3 separate regions of the Homo sapiens genome follow, and regions 1 and 2 are each linked to region 3. A link is a loop called in an ENCODE intact Hi-C map of the cell type or tissue named here. Cell type or tissue: PC-9. All regions are shown on one strand.

Evidence for each region. A loop is a pair of places that touch in the nucleus more often than their neighbours do. Peaks named below come from ENCODE experiments on the same cell type or tissue, not always from the same donor. Only the 100,000 strongest peaks of a DNase experiment are listed, where the experiment ranks them.
Region 1: it touches region 3 in a loop (9-fold over the local background); 3 of 110 quality-filtered maps call a loop at or near these places.
Region 2: it touches region 3 in a loop (4-fold over the local background); 6 of 110 quality-filtered maps call a loop at or near these places.

The regions. Positions count from the first base shown.
Region 1 is chr13:103,278,705-103,286,704 of GRCh38, reverse strand. No RefSeq gene overlaps it. Among named protein-coding and RNA genes, the nearest start is that of LINC01309, 140 kb to the left of the region's middle. In PC-9, no CTCF peak of the experiment used is centred here; a DNase peak (open chromatin) is centred at 3,924; H3K4me3 peaks cover 1,841 bases; H3K27ac peaks cover 2,847 bases.
Region 2 is chr13:103,185,616-103,193,615 of GRCh38, reverse strand. No RefSeq gene overlaps it. Among named protein-coding and RNA genes, the nearest start is that of SLC10A2, 120 kb to the right of the region's middle. In PC-9, CTCF peaks have their summits at 4,513 and 4,713 (motif pointing left); a DNase peak (open chromatin) is centred at 4,655.
Region 3 is chr13:102,908,093-102,916,092 of GRCh38, reverse strand. No RefSeq gene overlaps it. Among named protein-coding and RNA genes, the nearest start is that of ERCC5, 66 kb to the right of the region's middle. In PC-9, no CTCF peak of the experiment used is centred here; a DNase peak (open chromatin) is centred at 4,582; H3K27ac peaks cover 2,181 bases.

The DNA.
Region 1 (8,000 bases), 370 kb before region 3:
GGACTTGAAATATTTATAGTAAAACTCTTTAAATTTAATGATGTGAACAGAAATTAAACCATTAATCTGGCCTATAGCACATGAATTAAAAGGAAGCTTTATTGCTTATCTTTATGTAAACTTCTTGCTCATTTATAATTTCATTTATTGACACATCTTTTGTAATACTCAAGTATCAAGGTCATTTTAATTGACTAAATGCTTTTTTTTTTTTTTTTTTTTTTTTTTGAGACGGAGTCTCGCTCTGTTGCCCAGGCTGGAGTTCAGTGGCGCGATCTCGGCTCACTGCAAGCTCTGCCTCCCAGGCTCACACCATTCTCCTGCCTCAGTCTCCCGAGTAGCTGAGACTACAGGCACCCGCCTCTACGCCCGGCTAATTTTTTGTATTTTCAGTAGAGACGGGGTTTCCCCGTGTTAGCCAGGATGGTCTCGATCTCCTGACCTCATGATCCACCCGCCTCGGCCTCCCAAAATGCTGGGATTACAAGCATGAGCCACCGCGCCTGGCCTTAATTGACTAAATTCTCTAAGACCTCTGCAGATTTTTTTAGTTCAGCCCCACTATTTTCTCAGATAGTTAAAATTTATTCAACGATTTCAAATGTTCTGTAAAAGTTGAATGTGCCCAGATTTTCTTATTTTAATCAAAGTAATATGCATACATCGTTAAAGAAAAACCAATAGAAGACCTGTAATGAACAGCAACACTTTCCCTTTCTTTAACTTTTATATTAAGTTCAGGAGTACATGTGCAGGTTTGTTATACAGGCAAATCTGAGCAATGCTTTCTTAACCCACTTCATTTTACCCTTTCTTGCTCTGCTTCACTTCTGAGACTCAAAATTGCTCTTAATGGGTTTCGTATTTTTTTGTCAGTATTTTCATAAATGTAAATAGTAGACCACTATTTCTACTTAGGTATTACCTATCGACACCAGAGCATAGAAGCTGTAAATTTAGCTCACTGATCACTGTTCACAATCATTTTTTTCTCTCTCTCCAACTATTTAAAGCTATAATACAATATTATATCTCTGGTAACTCCATTTATAAAATCAAATGATATGCTTACACTCTATTTGCTGTTCCAGCAATGGTGAGCACTATTGCTTGAGAGTTTAGCCTATAAGTAGGATATTATTGGCAGTTTTTACCTCCATCTTCCCAACTCCCCACTCCCATCTTCAGTTAACCATAAACTTTCACATTATGAAGATTAACATTTATGTCTTGAAATCATAATTTGTGAGCTCTGAGTGTAGATTAAGCACTAAAGTTAAAAATCGGTAATACGTATTTACACTTTCTAGTAAATATTGGTCCCTGTGGAGCCATGCTAGACAGACATTAACATATACCCTTCCCAAGTCAAAGGTCACGACACATCAATAATTCAAAAGTGAGTGTTCCCAGCTTAGAAGTCAGGGATTCATCAGGTATTCAATGCGTCCCAGATTTTACTTTTCACCCTATTTGGACAATGGCATTCTCAAGATATTTTATGCTTCATTCATTCTTCCAGTACTGCTTTGTAATATTAATTTAAAGATTTGGGTTATACTTGACCTCCAAGAAATATTTTTTGTTATTTAATTTTCTCCTCGCCATTTTTTCTGTTCTTTCTTTCTGGAACTCCTATGTATCAGACATTGGTCTTTTTATGTTGTTCCTCTACGCTTTTGATCTTTCTCTGATATTATGTGTTGCTTTGTATTTTCTGGAGTTTTTACTCAACTATAATCACTCATCTTTCATTTATTAACATTTATTTTTATTTCAGCAAGCATATTTTTAATTTTTAAGATATGTTCTTTGTCCTTGATTGTTCATATTTCATAGCAGCCTGCATTTATCCTTTATATTTGACATTTCTTTGGTTTCTCTGAGGATAATTAAAGTCTTTATAAAATAATGAGAGCAATAATATTTTTCAAAATGTTGACTCATCTCCAAATTTTCTTGGCTTCCTCCTGAATTTTTTGTGCTTTTTATCTTCCTTTCACATGCTGACAGTCCTCAGCACGTTGGGAACCGTCCATCTCCATTTTCTCTATTACAAATCTTGTGTGTTTTCTTGCTGGGCTTCTCCTTGAATGAAAGCCAGTCTGGGGGTTCTGTTTGTGTGGGTGCACTTGCAGGCTGAGTGGACAGGCAGGGAGCACAGGCCTGTCTGGGGCCTTATAGAGCTGGTTCAGTGAAGCTTCTATTCTGGACTCTCCACCTTCCACCAGCAATCCTCATTCTCAGGAAACTTGTCCAACTAAGGGAGAGGGTTTGCATAAACACGTTCTGGGTTTTGTCCAAAGATCAATTCTGAATTGCCTATCTCTGTTCTGTGGTGAGGTTTCTATCTAGGGAAACGTTCATTTGATGCCATTTGAATTAACTCCTTATTTTCCACCCATCTCACTCCCATCTTTGATAACTGTTGGATGCCACATTTTTTTTTTATCAAGAGATTTACAAGAAAATGATCTTTAACTTCCACTACTATCCCACTCTGGCCCATAGCTTCTTTAACCCTCTTTTTCCATCAGTATGTTCTCATATGTTTTCAGAATTCAGAAAAATTTGAAATTCAGCATCTAGTAACTGCTGCCCTGCCTCCCGTGATCTCTGCTACTGTAAATCTATCCTCATCACTAATTCTATATTATGTTTGCAGTGTTTTGGAGGAGAAGGGGGGAAAAAGCATGGGGAAAGACAAGGGAAGACAAAACCAACATTTAGTCCACCACCTTCAATTGGCAACCAGTGTAGTCTTGTAAATAAAAGACATTCATGTTTGGACAAAAATTAACATAATATCGTGTTAGTGTTTTCAACATAGTCCACCTGCAGCTTGTATGATTTTAAAACCACCATGGACTTAAATTAAACCTAAACTCTAGAATTACACTGTCCAAACATACAGCTATTTAAATTTAAATGAAATCAAGTGAAATTAAATTTAAAATCCATTTCCTCAGTCATGCTAGTCAGGTTTCAAATGCTCAATGCCACATGTGGCTAGTGCCTACTGGACTGGACAGTGAAGCTGGAGGGCATTCTTAACACAGCATAAAGTGCTGGTGGACAGTGCTTCCATGGAGCAAACTCAGAGCTCATCGGTGAAGAATTAACTCATTGAAAATCAGGTGTAACTGATGAGGAATGGGGAAGGGGCCTCTCTTTCCTTTTTATTTCTGTCATGTTGTGTTAAAATGCCCCTGCATGTGTTTCAGGAAGGAAATCTGTTTCCTACAGGTCCTTTGCTTTCTGTCGGGGGCAGCCGCATGGGTCCACCCTACTGTAGGAGCTGACTGAGGGCATGCCAGCAGCAGTCGTGGTGAAAAGGTGAGAACTTTGAATGCTTGCATTGCTTCCTGAGAGGAAGGGGGCAGGCGCTTCAGTGTTTATGTTATACAGGCAGGCTTACACATTTGGAGGGTCTTAAATTACCTCTGAGAACGGTACGTGAGAACAGCCAAGGAGAGAAGACAGGAATTTGACGAGGACTTTACTCTGTGCTCATTTCCAGTTCACAGGCCATCAGTGAGCCGGTAATGGTGACAGCTCATCTCACCTCCCTGGAATCTGTCCCTGAATAGCTCACTGTAAACTTTTAAACTGAACTCTGATAAGGAAGAACTACCTCTAGCCTGCCGTAAATTGTGGAGTTTTATCTACTTTGTGGTCTTTTGTGATGAATTGGATTACAGTTTCGGAAGTGAGAAGTAACATAGAAACCAAAATTTTGCATTGATTCATGACGTTAGGGCATGAGGAGGGACAGGTTTATGCAATTTAAAGGAAATTCAGCACCCTGGGAACTTACACCAGCTGGTTTTATGCCTAAGAAGTAGGTACAGGGTGGAAAAAAAAGAGAAACCAACTACAAGCCAAAATAAAGCTAACCCTCTGAGGCTAGTCAGTGATTCACTCTGGAATTTCAAAACTGCAGAAATTGCATAGGACTTCCATGCCTCATGAACGGCACTCCCTGTGGGAAAGAGCCAGCGGACTGTTGCATTCATAAAAAAATGATACATGACGTGCTCTCAGCACCCCTCCATAGGATCCAATAGATTGTCTAAAAGTCAACATCCTCTCATGTTAGAAATTAAGTCTCTTAAATATTATTTTTATCTTTAGGCTTAAAAATTATATCTGTATATACCCATGCTCTCTAAAATATTTTTGTTTCTTTAGTGTACTAGTATACATTTTTAATGGTAAAACCCACATAAGGCATTTTTCTCTGTTTTTCCTTTTTTTCTCTAAACTTAATTAGGGCACACAGTTTTGATTTGTAGTTTTTTATGGAGAGAATAAATAACAAGTCATAATATATTTTTATACAAAAATGACCAAGAGTTCATAGATTTAACAATTTTTTTCAATACAGGCAAACTGAATGACATTAAAAAAAACCTGTATTCAGGTCTGATTTTCAGTTTGAATTTCTGCATGGATCACATTAATTGGGTGTTTTAATTTCCATTTTGTATGTGTTGGATATGAACACATACTAATTCATGTCATATAATCTATGCTGTATTGCCCCATATCTATCCATTAAACACATATAAGTTGAGAGCCTGATAAAAGAAGGACACTGCAGCAAAGAGAGCAATGAATCAAACACAGATTCCTTCTCAGAAGTTGGATACTTTGCAGAGATGGTAAGGCCCAATAACTAGCATCAAGTGCAGTCCTGAATCCCTGTTTGGGCCAAATTTTCAATTTGCCCTAGAGCCTTAGGATAGGCAAAAGACAGCCCTGAGTTCTCTTCACCCATCCTACCCCTGCCTGCTCAGGGCACTACCAAGTGGGAGCAATCATGGCTCCATGTGATCACTAGGGAGAAGGATCTGGAAATGAAAGGATAGGGGAGGGGGATCATTTCATTACAGCCCTCTTTATTACGCCATTGGTATTTTCCCCTACAAAGTCCCAACAACTTAACCAATCATGGTAGAGAAATTTCAATTCCATGTATGTGGATTTCTACAGCCAAGCAGAAAGTGATGCATTCTTCATGCTGCTTTAGGAAGATGGCAGTCAAAGAAGAGTCTGAACCAAAGCAGTGCCATCTCTGGATGGGCAAAGCTTCTGCAGCAACGGTTTACAGATGCCCCAGCAGGAGCACTAGAAAGGGAGCCAATCGCATTACTGAGAGAGCTGGGGCCAGAGAGCTGGGACCTGAGAGCAGGTAATATGTGAACTAGGACGCTGATTGCAGATGGCACCTAGCATGTGAGGAAAGGGTCTAGCTGAGCTGGGAGTCATTCCATGTGACCTGTAGCAGCTGCACCCAGTCAGAGACAATCACAGGACTGCAATCAGGAAGCCTAGTTTGTGTCCTGAGTCAGCACCTTCTCCCCGACTTCTCAATGACTACTCCAAATTTTAACTATTCTTAAGCCTTCACCCTAATCCACACCTCAGTCTTTACTGAAAACCTACCTTCTACCACATCAAGAAAATCTGAAATCATCAAGCAGGAACTCCTTCAAACTCTAACACCTGCCTCTTAAAAATGAGTCTGTCTCCATAATCAGTCTTATCTTTTCAGTCTCATAGGAAGAGTTATCACTTTTTGTTCAACACCAACTTGTAAATGAGATGTCTTTCTTAGTCCTCCTTTAAAATGTCTGCTCCCCTAACCTGGAATTTTATGTTTTCACTTTCTCAAGGCTTAATCCTCATCAGCTATAACAGGGTCTAATCTCTGTCATTTTGAAAGTTACCCTTCTTTTATTTTATATCCCTCTTAAGCTTTCTTAAGCAGGTTTCGCTGTAGACCCTTTGAGATCTGGTGAAGCCTATTGATCCTTTCTTGGAATAATGTGTGTAAATAAGATATTTAGGTTTACCAAAGAATCCAGTTATATTGGTAAAGTCATCAAAATAATATTAACAATGATATGTGATTCATTAATTCTCCAGTGGACAAATCTAGAGTCAGATCTAGTAACTACCATAATTTTAGAATCATGAGTGTAACAATAATATGTAATACCAACAATAACCTTAAGGTAATATATGTGATTTCTGAGCAAGTTGGGGTTACTGCTAATACTATCCCGCTTGTTATCTAAGTTTCATTATTAAAAGAAATACAAAATTACAATTAGAAGATTAGTGAAAATAAAGATGTTCCCATTCAAGTTCCCGGAATTCCATCCTTGGATATCATGGAGGGAGCATGAACTCTCTGCTCCTCTCTTCACCATCACCATTCTTTTTTTATTATTATTATTATACTTTAAGTTATAGGGTACATGTGCACAATGTGCAGGTTTGTTACATATGTATACATGCGCCATGTTGGTGTGCTGCACCCATTAACTCGTCATTAACATTAGGTATATCTCCTAATGCTATCCTTCCCCTGTCCCCCCACCCCATGACAGGCCCCAGTGTGTGATGTTCCCCACCCTGTGCCCAAGTGTTCTCATTGTTCAGTTCCCACCTATGAGTGAGAACATGTGGTGTTTGGTTTTTTTAATAATTCTCGAATTTGTTTTCTGCCTTGCTGGGATCTTGCTTCTGCCCTACCTCTCTTTTGACCTTGTCTTGGGAAGGAACCCCAGTGGTGTCCCATGTGTTGTGTAACTGCACTCCAATCAGTTCACATCTGATTTGATCTTTGGAATACAGACTGTGAACATTCTCACACATGCTGAAAACCTCTCCTTTCCCCTCCTTCCTCAATTGGCTGATGGCTAAAACTTACTGTTTCCTAATCATTGTGTCTGCTTACCTGGTCTCTGCTCACCTTAATTGTTTAGTTTACACATGGCTCTAAACTGTTTGCATCAAAGATAGCATGTCCTAATTACCTATTCTTTGAGGATAAAAAGGCTTAGATGAACCTAAAAAGGGAAGGGAAATTAATGTTAACAGAGGACTTATCATGATAACATCATGCAAAGTACTTACCACATGATTTTATTCACATCTTCCAGTGATTCACAAAGGTTATTCCCACTTTGGAGAATATACTTGAGTAAACTGATATTCAGAATCATAAGTACATTTCTTAAAGTCACGTCACTGGGAGGTGGTAGAATGAGGATTGAAATCCTGGTTTACTGAAATTAGGTTTTCTTTTTTTTTTTTTTTTTTTTTTTTTTGAGACGGAGTCTCGCTCTGTCGCCCAGGCTGGAGTGCAGTGGCGGGATCTCGGCTCACTGCAAGCTCCGCCTCCCGGGTTCACGCCATTCTCCCGCCTCAGCCTCCCAAGTAGCTGGGACTACAGGCGCCCGCCACTACGCCCGGCTAATTTTTTGTATTTTTAGTAGAGACGGGGTTTCACCATTTTAGCCGGGATGGTCTCGATCTCCTGACCTCGTGATCCGCCCGCCTCGGCCTCCCAAAGTGCTGGGATTACAGGCGTGAGCCACCGCGCCCGGCCAGGTTTTCTATATGTAGTAATGTTCTCTCCATCTAACGTCACACCTGCTTTGTTTAGGTGAAGCGTGGCTTGGGAAGGGAACAGGGGAGAAGAGCAGGGGTACAGGAAGCATAGTTCTGACAATGCTGCTCCTAGCTCACCTGTCACTGTTCTCAACCCCAGAGCCACCTTACTCCAATACCTAGAAAGTGTCTGTTCCAGCCTTATGGGGACAGCTCAAAACCATGGCAACAAACAAGTCTCTTTGAGCGCCTGACATAAGCCCAAAAGACATGTTTTGATGAAGGTAATTTCATCAGTGCAGACAGGCAACCTGGAAAACTTAGTCTCATTTCCACTAAAACAACTTTCTTTGCAAAAGGATATTTCTGTCAGATGATGACCTAAATTTCCCTCCTTGGCTCACTGTGGAAGGTACAGGCTTGCCACGTCTATCTCCACTCAGGACAAGTAACAAGATGGCCAAACTGAGGGTACAGTTCTGACACCATCTGGGTGGCCTGGCAGTCCTCCTTCAGGTCAACCTGCTGGAAAGTGAGCTCTGCAAGCTCCAATCACCACAATGGCCTTCGTGACCAATCTTCTGCTTGCTGGTTGA
Region 2 (8,000 bases), 280 kb before region 3:
TAATCATACTTTGTTTCCTTTTCATATGGAAGTTGAATTTTTATTTTTCTTATTTTGTTTTCATTGTCAACATTCCAGATTGGGTTTTATGTAAATGCTTCTTAGAAAATATATAAATATTACATCAATATCCAAAAGAGCGAAAAATTTATTCCAATAAAACATTACTAATATATGTAACATTCCAATTCTCTTTTACTAGGCCTCTAGGTATGGTAGCGAAAAAAAATCCAGCTCCAGAGTTGGCATAATCTATATTAGCTTAAAATATTAATAATTTAGCCCAAAGGTCAACTTTTTAATAGAGAATACTTGGTCGTTCTTAATAAAATATTTAAAGAGTGAAAAATACCTGAAATAAAGCATTTTAAAAGAATTAGTGATAACTTTAAAGTAATCAGCATGCTCTTCTCCTTGGGGGCCAATATTCAGAAAAAGCAGTTCATTTTATTTTATTGACAATATAGTGATATTTGGCAGGTTGTGTATTTTTCCCCTATTTAATTTTTTAAAAATTTAATGTTGAACACCTGCCAGATTGGCAGCACTGGAAGTCTAAGTTACTGTGTGGAATTGGCTCTCCATCAAACTGTGTTCCTCAGGTTGGGGATGCAGGTTTTTGTGAGATTTTTTTTTCTCCTACCTTAATTACTTTCCCCCTACAGCACAGCCATTAATGAATCAGAGACACCACTAGAGAAGAGATTGATCCACTTCGTCCCTGGTGAGAAATAATACTGATTTCTTAGTATTATGGGAGAATAATTTGAACTGAGAAAGAAAAAAAAGAGTTAAAGTCAGGAAAAAAAAAAAAAGATTCTTCTCTCTAGGAAGGATAATAGATCATGTAGTCCTGGTTGTTAATATCATTTAATAGGCTGTCTGCATAGTTTCTAACCCCATCTGAGTAAATCACAGGAAATGCCTGAGCCTCACTGAAGATCCTGCTTATTCCCCTACAGAAATGTTGACTGCATAAAAGGGCCCTTGAGCTGCAATACAACTCACAGCTATGCTTGCATCACTTCTAACACACACTGCCCAGGTGATCAACTATTCTTCCAGGGAAAAGAAACTTTATATCCCCTAAGTGAGCTCATTGGAGAGATAAATATTCTTTTTATTGAGTCAAAATGTCGCTTCTTCCTAACTCAGACCCTAAATGGTGCTGTAGTCACTGGAGCTAGTTCCATCCCTTAGGCTGAGTTCCTGGGAAATTCTTGTGCTAGATTTTAGACCGTCTTCCTCTTTCCAATCAAATCAAAGTTAATACAAAAATAATCATTCTCATAAGTTATTGTTACTTATGTCTCTAGGCCTGTCTCCAAGTGACCCCAAACTAAATGACAGTAGTTCACATTGTGAAAGGGATGATATTGAATGATGCAAAATCCTGGATTTTGCAAGAAAAAGAAATTTTCAGTTTACAATTTTAAATATATAAAATCCCCCAAATAACTTTGCTCTAACAAGTGCTGACCATAACAAAACACAATAAAATCGTCAGTCCGGACAGAAAAGCTCCTTGTTCTAAGAACCAAATAGGCAATATCACATAAAAACCACCTCATATGACTTTTTCTTCTAGACATAGGTCAAACCAAAACAAGCATATATATTAGCCAAATAGAAATTAATAGAAACCATTGAAAATGGGCTTCTGTTTGTACTCAGGGGAGTTCACAGAAGGGGGGGTGCATGACCAATTAAGGGCTAATTTTCTGGTGTCTCAACTATCAACATTTACACTCTTTATAAAAAGTGTCATAGTCAGTAAACGATTGCAAAATGATATGCATGACAGTTGCACATTTTTGTCCTGTAATACATGTTGTTGGTGATTAAAAATTTCAGAGGAGTGACAAACGTTAATGAATTCTGCATGCCATAAATAGTGAATTACCCTAGAACAAATGCTGAAGAGAAAAGTGACAGAGAATATGAGATTAGAATGGCATATTTGGAGAATGTGCATAATAGTCTATCTGCGTCTACTGATTCAGGCACCAACTGAAATCAGTTGCTTTAATGCAAACATGCCTAGGTGTCTTCTATCCTTTGAAAGTCACTTTGTCTGCTACCAAGAAACTCATTGCAAATTCCATTTCTCTATGCCAGAGAATGACCGACCCTCTTGGAAAATAAAGCAAAAGTTGGTAGGGAGGCAGTCTGAGTGGAGGAAGCAGTTTCTGCAGCTTTCCCAGGTAAAAGCACTTCATCCTGGGTTTCACTCCACCTGAAGATAGCTGCAAATGTGTACGAGACTTGTTGTCATAAAGCAGCCGGACTCCTATTCCACCAGCCAGTGCTCCAAAGGTGGTTACGTCATTCAGGCTTTCCAACGGTGGTGTCAAGATAAACCTCTGCATTTGAGAGACCACATGCTTTCAGTGTTGGTCTGCATGCTCCTACATTTTGCAGAAGCACACAGTTTAGAATGAACTTACATACAACAGGGCTGTTTATAATAAAGCATGTCAAGTTCATTTAGTTGAAAATTACATTTGTGGCTAAATGCTATCATTTCATTTTCTTGAGTTTATAAAATCTTTTGATCTGGTTGATTCAAAAATGCTGAGCAATACAAATATACAACACTTTCCTGGATTCAATAGTTTCCCGTTTCTAACATTATAGGCAGGAAAAGTTGATGTGAAGGTAGCTATGTTTAATATGTTGTATAAAATGATGTATGTGGGAGATTTTTAAATAAAAATCATACAATCATTTTTCAGGGTAGTTTTCTTTTTGGAGTATTTAAAACCTCACTCATTGACAAAGGGATATCTTTTAAGGCTCAGTTTCATTTAGGTATAGAAACTCCTCTCTAAATAGGGACGAAGAAAAATGGTTTTAAAATGCTAAGTATGTATTTCTTTAAGAACATTTCCTTTTTTCTCAATGAGGAAGCTAATTCAGACTCAGAGACAAAGATAAGTAAAAATAAGTTCCCATCTACTGAAGACCTCTGTGAGAAAGCCACTTCATTTGCCCTCTCATTTATATGAGCAGTATTTTGACTAAAATAAACAGAACAGTTCTTGTGTCTCTTCCCTATACCCATATATCTTATGTCTCTAACTGGCAAGAAAAAAGTATCGTAAATATAAGTCACAGAGAAAAACAGCTCTGCTGGTGGCTGATGAGAAGGATTTTAATATGACCCTGCTACAGATGACTTCCTATGAGCTGATCAAAGTCGTGTCTGGAAAAGAGATAATAAAACAAAACAAATGCCTAGAAATTAAAGCAAGCAGGACAAAAGTAGACAATTGAGTTTCCACAAAAATCTAAGAAACCCCCACATGCACATAAACTACTCCTTTGCTTTGTCTGAATGTTCCCTGCCTGCTCTTAGAAGCTGCATAAGAAGTCAGGGATATTTACCATTACTCAATAAGCCAAGCACCTTTTTACCTAAATTGGATCTCCTAAGTTTCCATCCAAATGAAACAAGCACACTAAAAGAATTTGCTTCTGAAAGGAAGTTGAGTTTAATATTCCATTTTAGTGACTATGTAAATCATACAATGTCTTATAAACAAAGCAAGTTTATTCTCAAGAAAGAGATTATAAAATGTAACACCGTCTTTTGGGAAGCCATTTACCTGATTCAGACAACTTTAGCACAGTCTTTACATCATTGAACCTTAAATGTCTTCCCCTAAGTCTCTCAGTTTATGTTCAAACAGGCATCTGTTTTTCAAGTAACCAAGTAAACATAACCTGTTCATGTGGAAGCTATTGACTTCTGTAGCTAATAAGCATTACACAAACCAAGGAAAATGGTAAGGTTATGACAAATGGCATTCTGTTTCCTTTAAGATATGTTATGATATACCAAAATGATTGCCAATACCATACTTGACACACACAATTGAGGATTTTCCAAACATTTTTACTATATTTATTTATACCAAATGCATCATGTGGCATATTGATTTGATTGTATAGGCAATTTCCCCTACAAAAACTAGAGTCAAGGAAAAAACACTCCATCAAAATTACAGACTTAGGAAAGAGGAAAAACAAACATGGAAATACATTTGAAGTAGTAGTCTTTAAAAAATAAAATGTCCTGTATGAAACTCCAGGTTGGATATAGAAATTTGTTCTGGAAGAACTATATAGATGATGTCAGAGTGCCTGAACCATAACCAAAAAGTTCACAGCTAGGATCAATTATGAGTAATTGATTATCTCACTTGCATTGGTCAATGTGTGTGTGAGCTCATTATCAATGAAGTAAGTAGCGTGGTCTATGTCTCTAACAGACTAAAAGCAGCTCCTTAGGGCCACTTGAATGACTATGTGTGTGTGAACAAGTACAAGTGAAGGGTCTTATAAGATACCAAGCATTAACATGTCATGGTTTTGAGGGGGGTTGGTTTGGGGAGGTCTTTTGGGGGGTTATTCATGGAGGTTGGGCAACATGGCTGAGTTCTAGTCAGCGCTGGAGTGCTGACAAGACACTTTGGCCAAAGTGTCACATCCCATTCTCTTGGCCTTTCCCAAATTCATTTCTCTCTCCCAGAGAGATTCACTGAGCAGTTAAATATCATGCTTAATAGCCCTCTGACATAAGAAAGAGATTATATTTAATAGATTTGAATATCCTTTTTCCTATCACACTTAGCATTTCACAATTCGGGAACTTAATTTGTTTGCAAAGGTACAGAAAAAGAAAGTGATTTCTGGATTTCATATATAGTACTTTCTTGCCCCCTACTGGAAAATGTGAACCTGGCATACTAAGAATTCTAATTTTAAAGTGTTTTCCGATTGATCTTTCCTATAAGCCAGTTCACAAACCCACATATACTTCAAACAAGAATAAAATGTAGTAGGTGTAGAAGTTTAATACCATTAACTATGCATTTTATTAAAAAATAATGAACTTAAGAAATCCAATTTACTTTTAAAAATACCCTCAGGAGTACAAAAGTCAATTTTCCAATTGCATAGTGAAAGTAAATCCACCATATCAAGGTGAAAACTGGTACAATTCTTTGTAAATAGAGCTTAAGGGGAGCTTAACATTAAACTGGATTTGCAAAGATTATAAAGAAGTGTGTTTTCTGCTTTTTAAATATTATTCATGACTTCTTGAGCATCAAAAAAATAATTCCATTAGAAAGGGTATTTCAATATTAGCTTTATTTTTGAAGGTACACATGCAGTTTTTCTTGAGAAATATTTTTAACACAGAGAACCCGGGGCCCCTGGACCACTTTTTGATCATTTCTTCTGCAGCAGTGAGTTATGAACATGCTCTCACTGGAATGATGGCCACCACTATTTCTTGGATACACATTTTCGCTTTTGTGGTTCAAGGCCTCTACATTCTTTTATGCAAATCCAGCTAATCACGAATTGCAACCCATGCAATGATTAATGTTCTTTGACAACATTCTTTTGTCATCCGATTCCAGTGATTGTGAGGTCCATAGTCAGAATGACCAGCCCTCAAACAAAGAAGAGGCCATTCTTTGCGGGGCACACTGCTGGGATGTGCCTCTGGCTTCTCATGCCTCCTTCAGTCTCTGACACCCAGGAGGGAACTACTGCTGGACTGAAAGACTGAAAGAGCCTCTGAAAGAGGCTCTGTGGGGAACTTCTCCATCGTCAGCCACATGGAGCTTTTCACTCAGTGACCCGAATCATTCAAAGGACAGGCCACTTCCACGGTAAGGCAGGAACGCCTCACAAGGGCAGGCAGGCACACCCAATGAAGAGAAAGAGCTTCCCCTTTCTGGCATCTCTCCTCCAACACGGAAGGTCTTCAAAGGCCAGTTCTTGGACAAGAGCCAGATACCAAGATAAGTGCTGCTCACGAAAGGCACCGAGCAGATGTGACGATAACCAGACCTTTTTCGTTCCTCCTAGCCCTTGATTTCAGTCTACAGAGGGCTCCACCGTCTCCTCGGGGTGGGAATTACCTGGATTCCTTTCATGCTAAGTGCTAGTCCTCAGTTCCAATTCTTTTCATGCAAAGGCAGAGCCAGCCAGGTGAGACAGAGGGGATTATCTTTGACGACGGTCTTTAAAACCCATATTACAAACATCTGCTCTACTCTGGTGTATTAGGCCGTTCTCAAACAGCTATAAATACATACCTGGGACTCAGTAATTTATAAGGAAAAGAGGCTTAATTGCTCATGGTTCCGCTGGCTGTACAGGAAGCATGATGCTGGCTTCTGCTCAGCCTCTGGGGAGGCCTCAGAAAACTTACAACCATAGTGAAAGGTGAAGGGGAAGCAGATATCTCCCATGGCTGGAACAGCAGCAAGAGAGAGCGGAGAGATGCCACACACTTTTAAACAACCAGATCTCATGAGGACTCACTATCACAAGAAGAGCCCTACGTGGATGGTGCTAAACCACTCTTGAGAAAACCACCCCATGATCCAATCACCTTCCACCAGGCCCCACTTAGGCCCCACTTCTAACACTGGGGATTACGATACAATTCAACATGAGATTTGGTGGGGACACAGATCCAAACTGTATCATATGACAAATATCCTTTCCTGTTGTTATACTTTAAAATGGCAGCCTTCTGGGGGTCCGGGAAAGGGTAGAAATTCAGAGTGTTAGCATCTTAGAATGCCTAAAAAGGGTTTTGAACCTTTTAGGACTAAGACAGTCACTTCAGTTATAGGTACCAAAAATGCTTCCACAGAAAAATTAGCTGCGGTATAAAGAGCAAATGCCAAATCTCCTGGCTGACCTCTATGTGATCTGCTTAGAATGAGCATCTTCCAAATTTTTTAGCAAACAAAAATGTGTATTACCAAGCTCTAGTGAATAATTCCACCCCTTCCTTTACAGTAGTAAGGGTTAGAAACTGGGGACACCAAGAAGGAATGACCCAAGTTGAACTGAAGTGTGAATAAACTTAGTTCAGTGATGATCCTGCCCTATGTCCTGCTACAGAAGTAACGTTCAGTTGTATACCAATTTTGAAAGCATCGAGAAATCATCAGAAATGTATCCCCCAGTCTCACTCCACTCCATTGGGAGTTAACTGCCAGGACAACTTTTGAAGATAAAAATCAATAATGCAAGGTCGTTGGAGTTTTCCCAATCATTTTCCTCCTGATTTGCCTTCCTGGGTATCTCCTCAATGTTCACTAGTTCTATTTTAAGAAAAAGGAAACCAGCATGGTATGACGGTCATTAAATCAAGTCATTTACATACCCATGACTCTGGTTGAAATATATTTATTAGTGGATATGGAGTTAATTTTACAATATCTCTATATAGGTAAGCTGATTTCATTATCTGAAATCGGAGTCAAAGTTTGCAGTTCACTCTATCCTCAGGATCCTCTAGGCCTATTTTCGAAAATTTAAGATACAAAACTATTAAGTATTCAAACAAGCATTTTCTCAGACCTGAATCTGTTTCCTGAGAAAAATTTTAGCCTACCTTCAAATACAGGGAGGAAGAATCTACATGCAAAAAGAAAAGTCTTCGCTAATCTTCCCAAGTACAAATCAAGAGAACTATCCACATTCCCACTATCTAAATACATAGGACAGTGAGATTGCCTGGGACAGAGCCATGGCCATTTGCAGCCAGTTGTCAGTAGACAGGGAGCATTTCTGGGTGTCACCTCTCCATTGCTTTGGGATTCCTGATACAGAACACACAGAGGCTGCAAGAAGCCTTTCAGGAGATGGGGGTCCTCAGTGTCATCACCTCAACTTGTATGCATTGTCTTTACAATGAGCGACACAGAAACTTTCACTTCCCGTTATCTCAAAAGATTTTAATCTCAAATCTTCCGCTCTTCAACTCCTGTGGAAGCTAGGCTGAAGTGGTTGATTTTCCAAGAGCCTATGGTCTTTAGCCCTGTAGTATTCCCCCTTACAAGCCCAGTTCTGGTTCTCAAGAAAGGCACACTCGGGAACTAAATAATCAAACTTCATCAAACTCTCCATTTGCAGTTTTATAGACAAGCCCCTCACAGTTGCTCCACACAATAGTTAGGTGA
Region 3 (8,000 bases):
TTATTTTAAGTCCCACTTTCAAAAGTTTCTGTTATCCAATTTATTTATTTTCTCTTGTTTTTATGATTATGATAACAATAGGATATTTTTTTACTTTTCATTATAAGTAAAAAGAAGTCTGGACTACACTCTAATGGACTAGGTTACAATCTTATGAGTGAAATTTACTATTTGTCATAAGAGGTTTCACGGAAAAAATGAGGATCAAATTCTCTCTCCCCTTAAAAACTACTTACCAACACTTCTGGAACATAACAAAGGGACAAATAAGATAATTTATGATGTTACTTTAGTGAAGAAGTTGGAAGTCAAGCTCATGTATATATTTTTAGTTCAGAACGTGGCCCTAGATGTGGAATCATAACATCTGGAACAGCTGGCGAGTGCTGAAAGAATCTCAGGGTTTTTCTTTTTCCTTAAGAAAGAAGCAATTTGAAAGATGAGGCTTTGTTTCAGAGAGGAAAGCTATTTATAACTGGTAGCTGGCAATTGTTGAAGCTATCTCTGGCTACTTTAGATATGAAATGAACTACCTTTTTCAAGAGTACAGTGGCCAAATCAGAAAACTCTCAACTTTTCCTTGGCTAATGCAAAGCACCTCTTTTATATTAATTTAAATGTGTGATGCCAGGACCTCTGATCCTCCTTGGAGAGGATTTTCCAGATGCAATAATGTGGCTAATTGCAATAAGCAGCCCTACTTCTCTCTACGTGGATATTTTCTTGTCCATCACGTTGAAAGATCTTAAAAGCCATGCTTACTCGCTCAACTTTATTCAGGAAACTTTGACACATTATAGCAAGTCTGTTAAAAATTTATTTCACTGGGCATAAAGATCTCTGGCTGCTTTGCTAGGCAGAAGTGAAGCAGTGAATTTGTACTCCAGATATAATTAGATTGACTCTTACTTTGGGGATACTTTTGGATCCTTCCACATCAAAGTAAGATCTGGAGGAGCAATGGCAAAATTCCTCTTTCTGGAAAAATTAACTGTGGTTTTCAGTAGCTGTTAGTGGACTGTAGCAAGACAGGCCTGTGCTCTTGCCAAGGATCTTTCTTTCCCGCCCATCCACACTGTTGTACTATCCCAAAGTACCTGGTCTCATGGGCATGCTCTACATGAAATGAGTTAGGGGTCAGCCCTGTTCTCAGCAGAGACTTGTCACAGAATCTTTCACCACCATCGGCAGCAATTAGCACTAATTGGTACCCTGTGCACCCGCAGAACAGCAAGGGCAGTGATGGAGTGAACAGGCAGGACAAATTACCCTTTCGCCTCTGGGAAGTGAACTTATTGGTTCTGTGCGAAGCTGCTCTGTTCCCACTACCTCAGCTGGGCCTAGGAGGTGGATTAAGGAGGAATTTATTCCCTGAGGCTGTCAAACAAAAGGATTGAAGAAGGTCAGTTCACTGAGTGGGCAAAACAAAGCAGCTGAGTTATGACCACGAAACAGCCATAAATAGGTCTCCACGTCCTCACTCCGTATTGCCTCACCCTTCCTATCTCTCCCTCTCGCTTTCCATTTCTCCCTATAATATTATAAATCCAATCAAAGCAAGTGCTCTGTCAGCATTTTTCTCTCCTTAGCCTCAGAGTGCCTGCTGTTTATACTCATTACTGTGCAAGCCGGGTCACCCCGTGGCTGGGAAGAGATGTGGTCATTTGTCTTTGCTTTGCTACTCTATCAATTCATCCTATCCACTTCACCAGAGATACGGGAGTGACGTGAAAACAAGTAAAATGGGACCTGTGCAAAACTTTGGTCTTTGCAGAATATTAATTCTACTACGTGCCCTTGGGTTTGTCATTCTAATATCTCTGCCATAGCTACTTTAAGTCAAGAGGTTAAAGAATCCTTGAGCGAATTATCAGAGAACAATTAATAATCCTTTCCTCTACTACAAGTAGCCACCAGATGACTTGGCATCACTCACAAGACAACAGAAGGCAAAGGGATGTTGGCATTCTGCCACCTTAGAAAACTCGCTCCTCCCTTTTGCTTAAGTCAGATGCCAGCACTCTTCTGAAGGCTGAGCAGAGAGGAATAGAAAAGGGAGTGGGCGTTTAATTAGCAAATTCACCACAAATAAACGACAGCACCAGGATATCATCAGCGCTCTTCTGTCTTCCTAAGATGAGGAATCGGTTTGAAACTAAACAAAAGCCATTCACTTTCCACCTTGCATTACTTAAAAAAATACTTCTTATCTGAGTTTTTAACCATTCATCTGGGAGGAAGGAACCTCAAAATGGTTGACCTAGAAATAATTCAGCTTTGCAGAGGTGTCTGAGCCCAGACATTACCAAAGCCAGGAGGGACCTTTTAGAAGCATTTATAACTAGATCGATACGTCAACTTGTCCTGCCCTCAGCTCACTCGAGTTTTTGCTGAAACTGAAAGAAGAGCTAGAAACAAACTGCCAGAAGGCTCACAGTTGTCACAGATCGTGTAAGGAGACAAGTCTAGTTTTTGTAGCTCCTTTCCCTTCCTAGAAGGGCTCCAAGCAAGCTGATGTGATATCTGGCCTAGATATCTTTTCATTCTCAATGGCTGGTAAAACACCTGATAGAAAATGCTCAACAACTGCGCATTACATGAAAGAATGGATAAATGAATCATCACTGAAAGGCTAGACGAGGTATAGACTTTATAGCAACTAACTGAGTTCATTCCACTCAGCTCAATGGATGCTCTTTTCTGGAGACCTAGAGCAAAATGAAAAATATATGACATTAGCCAGAAAAGTGACACACTTTCATTTATTCAATTGACAAACATTTATTGACACCTGTGACATGCCAGGCCCAATGCAAGGCAATTGTACACAAAATGAAAAACATAGACTCTGCCTCATAAAGTTTAGTTTAGTTGAAAAGGCAGAGATCAGAACACATAAAGAAAGACAAAGAGATGTGAAATAGCCATCCTAGACTACATCATGGAGAGTACAGAGCAGGAGGCTGCCTGCTCTGGGAATTTATAGAGGAGGAACATTTGAGCTGGGTCTTTGTAGATAAGCAGGGAACCGAAATGGGAAAGAGATGGGTATTCCAGGCTCAGAGAGTGATGGCAAAGCAGAGAATGGCTCTGATGAAGAATGGGCTTGAGGGAGAGGAAGTCACTAAGCATCATGTTGATAGGGAAATGGGATGGGGTGGAGAAGAAAGGAGGTAGAGAGGGTGGAAGGAGAAGGAAAGAAAAAGGATGGAGACTAAGAGAGCTTGGCCTGTGATCGTTTGGCCAAGGGCCTGCGTTCTACCTGGAATACAGGTTTGGACTCTAACCTAAGGCAACAGGGCACCACAAACAAGTTTTAACCAGGACAGTGGCAAGCTCAGATTGTCTAGGAAGACAATGTAATTAACCTGGTCCACAAAGCAGTGTCCCTTTCGTTCCCCATTCATTCCTTGAGTGTGCTTCTGGAAGCTTTGCCTAAATGAATGTTTCCAAATGATACTAAAAGACTTTAAAAAAAGTTAAAAAGACAGTGTATGGAAGTTGTTGGTCAAGGGATGAAAAATTTCAGTTAGGAGGAATAAGTTCAAGAGATCTATTGTACAACATGGTGACTGTAGCTAATAGTGTATTGTATCCTTGAAAATTGCTGAGAGAGTAGATTTTAAGTGTTCTCATCACAATAATTTGATAAGTATGTGCGGGAATGCATATGTTAATTATCTTGATTTAGCTGTTCCACAAGTATACATATTTCAAAACATGCTATACATGATAAACATATACTTTGTCAATTAAATATATGTATATATATAATTTTTTTAATAACACTGTGAGAAATGGGTTGGAGCAGAAGAAAAATAAAGTCAGGAGACTGTTTGATAGCTATTGTAAGGGCAAAGTTTAGGAGGTAAAATTGATAACCCTTGATGATGAAATAATTCAAAAGCTAAAAGGAAACATGGACTTGATAATAATGGAGGTGTTTCCAGCCAGGACATCTGAGTGGTTGAAATGCTTCTTGAAAGACTAGAACCTCTACTTTTAACTCCAGAAAAGAGACACTTGGCCATCAAAATAGTCTCAAAATTGTCATCACTATGTTGAACTATTGTATCTTAAAGGCAGGAACAAATGGCATGTTTCCGATCTGTGTCAGAAAATAGCAAAAAATACTTTAATACAGAGGAGCCTCACAGAGATCAAGGAAACTATGACCTTAAAATATTATCATTTCTCAAAGGTCTAGTTTGTGTTTTCGGTGCCTTTGGTGAACGAGAAAGCAAAGGCTACCTTGGAATTAAGGATGAAAAATCATTTCAGTGATAAAGCTCCACATTCATTCACTCCTAACTTCCAGGTTTTAAATGCAATCTTGATTTTATCTCACCTAAGAACAAGAGTGTGCATTTGGTTTTCTTATTAAAGTTTGACTCAAAAAGCTGTGCAACTACTCAAGGTCCAGAGACAAAGAACAATGATGGAAAGGTGAAGCACATTTCACAGGAATGTGAGATGGCAGGTCTGAGCTAGCAGCGGCCCCTCCCTCCGCCTCGGCCTTGCAGATATTTGCCTCCTCTGCCGCAGGCCTCGGGGATCCAGGCCTGTACATTATTCATTTTGCCTTTGGCACCTGGAGCACACCTTTCAACCGCATGGACAGATGGATGGACATAGCTATGCTAGTAGTCACTTCCCCACTGCAAAATGCACCTGAAAACCACATCTTCCCAAGCTTTCCCTCAGGCATTTTAAATACTCAAAACCTGGTAAATTTTTCAATTTTACACCAAAGTGAACAAGTACCCTACTGTGCAGGAGTTTTACTCAACTCCAAAAGGAGAAAGTATTTTTTAAAAGTTATAAGCAGCTTAAATACGGTTTTGCACAATAAGCTGTTTCATTTGGCTTTTTATCTGTATCAAAACTAGACAGTAAAATGTTTACTGCTTCCTAACTAGATCTGGCAAAGGTTTTATTCTATGTCCTTACTTTGTATTTTCTCTCAGAAATCTCAGGAAATTAAGGATAAAATGAGTATTAACAATGTTTATGTTACAAATGTAAACACAGGAAAGTCAAGAAGCCTTTTAAACATTCCTGGTTTTTTTCTTTTTTTTTTTTTTTTGAGACAGGGTCCTATTCTGTCACCCAGGCTGCTATGCAGTGGCATGATCATAGCTCACTGTTGCCTCGACCTCCTGGGCTCAAGCCATCCTCCCGCCTCAGCCTCCCAATAGTTGGGACTACAGGCATGCACCACCACATGCAGCTAATATTTTAAAATTTTTTGTGAAGACAGGGTCTCCCTGTGTTGCCCAGGCTGGTCCTGAAGCTCCTCGGCTCAGGTGATCCTCCCATGTTGTCCTCCTAGATTGCTGGGATTACAGACGTGAGCAACCGTGCTGGCCTAGGAAGCATTTTAAAAAGGAAACATTTAATAGTCATTTTATTATCTATGCTGTTCCCAAGTAAAAGCTATATATTCTTGTCCTGTTTTCCAAATATTCCTCTGCTGAGGAATTGATATGTCAGAATAAACACACTTACAAAAGAATCTTTATTTTGCTTTTGTTGACTTGAGTTTGTAACTCAAATAAACTGAATTGCTCAATTGTTTCACATGTATCATAAACACAGTGAAGCGTTTAATTTTTCTTACTATATTTCTTGGTAATACCTGTCAAGTCAGCTAATCAAATAGATATCATCATCTACTCTGCTATGTTCTTTTTTCTCTTCTACTTATTATCTGAAACACACCAAAGGCAATGGGAGGCATGAGCGAATTTAAATCCCTTATAAATTATCCCTAGCAATGGTATTTTGCCTTTACCTTCAAGAAGGGCTTTTATAATGAACTCTCTTATAGGGACTTTGAAGAAAACAGAAGAGAGGCACGAAACTGAGCACCCTGTGGAGAGCCTTTCTAAACAGAAGGCCAGGCCATCTTCCCGCTCAGTTCTGCCTGGACAGCATTTGTTAGGGGCAAACAATTTTCTCCTCCTGAGCCCTGTACAAAACATTTTCAGGATCTAACTCCCAACACAGCAGATTTCTTGACATCTAATCACAGCTGCCTGGTTTTATTGCTAATAATGGTCTATTAAAATTCCAAATCAGCTTATTAGTATCTTTATGTATTTCTTCAATGAATAAAACAAGAATTCCAACAGAACTCTCTTTTTAAGTCAGTAACAAAGCATCAAAGTGATAAGGGACAAAAACCCAGAGAATTCATCTTTAAATTGCTATCAAGGGAAATGAAAACAAAAAAAAATGGGGGTCATTCACTGTAGCAACAACCTCTCTCCTGATAAAAAATAAAATGCCATGCATGCAGATATTGGCCAAGACAAAGGAGAGAAGTTATTTCTATTAAAGATCTTTCATGTAAGTGGCCATTTTCATTTGATGATATTTATAGCACTGTGAGAAAATTAAGTAAATTAAAAGTTTAACATTTGCATGCATCTATTTACACAAAAGACTTAAGTTTAAAACAAGATAATATGGTAAGATGATGTAGAAAGAGAAATAATTTCTCTGAAAGTAATTAAAGTTAAAAAATAAGAATCTTAGGCCAGGTGCGGTGGCTCACACCTGTAATCCCAGCACTTTGGGAGGCCAAGGTGGGCAGATCACCTGAGTGAGGAGTTTGAAACCAGCCTGGCCAATATGGCAAAACCCCATCTCTACTAAAAATACAAAAATTAGCTGGGCATGGTGGTGAGCACCTGTAATCCCAGATTTTCAGGAGGCTCAGGCAGGAGAATTGCTTGAACCCAGGAGGCAGAAGTTGCAGTGAGCCAAGATCGTACCGTTGCACTCCAGCCTGGGGGACAGAGTGAGACTCCATCTCAAATAAAGAAATAAATAAATAAGAATCTTTTTAAAAAATAAAAATCTTTTTCTAGAGATATGGGAGCCTATGCTCTGCTTGGAAACTACATTGTCAGTAGAAATATGGCTATGATCAGTAACTACAGGGGCTAGGCACTGAACACAGGCCCTGTGAACAAGGATGAGGGCTCCTATGGTTCCCAACCAGAGTGGGTGATCTCTGTTGTCCATAGGGAGAATCAGTGCCCTACACATAGCCAAAGAGCATTGCCTGCATGACAGTAACAGTATCAACTGCCCTGGATGAAGACTCCTCCATCATTTTTTTTTTCAAGACCAAGCAAGCGTCTAAAGTTCTTGAACAATTCGAAGAGTAGAGCCCTAATAAGACCAACGTAATATTCTTCTGCTAACCAGGCAGACTGAAGCATACCAATTTTTTCTTAATCTTTTAAAAAATGTGAGAAGTATAATATTATTACACCAGTATTATAGTTTATGTATGTTTCAATAGCAAAACGTAAACAGACCTAGGAAATTCAACTCAAATAAAAAGTGGGCACAAATATGCCAACTCTAAAGGTCAACACGGTTGTCTTTGGCTCTGTGCTATTTTGAAATGATCAGTCTGTGTTGAAGGCTAAGATCTTTTTTAAAAGGCAAGTTCCAAAGCACATTTATTGTTATGACTTTACTTGAGCTTTCTGAAGAAAACATAATGGTTTTAAGAAAATATTGAATGTGGCTTTCAAAATCCCTAAATGAATCTACATATACATAAAAAATGCCTAATGCCACATATAAAGGTCATATACCTTCTTGACCCTTCATCCAGGAGCCAAATTCAGGTGGGTGCCGACGACTTCTCAGCTACTGGTAGATGACCACTCCCTCTTACCTGTTACTCAGCCCGTGCATAGATTTGAGTAATTTCATCAGTTACCAAAAGTGAAGCATTGGACTCTGATCTTGCAAAGCAAATAACTCTTTGGGTTTACAAAGGGCAAAAATTTCCATGGGAAATCCCACATATTATAATCACCCTGGGTGGATCCACATTGGTACACCAATGTGTTCCAATACTATATTTCCTATGAACCAACTAAAGTCAGATTCCTGGAAGGAACACTTCTTGGTTCCTACCATATCTATGAAATGCCTACATCCCCTTACTGAGGTATTAAGAATGTTCAGAAAGC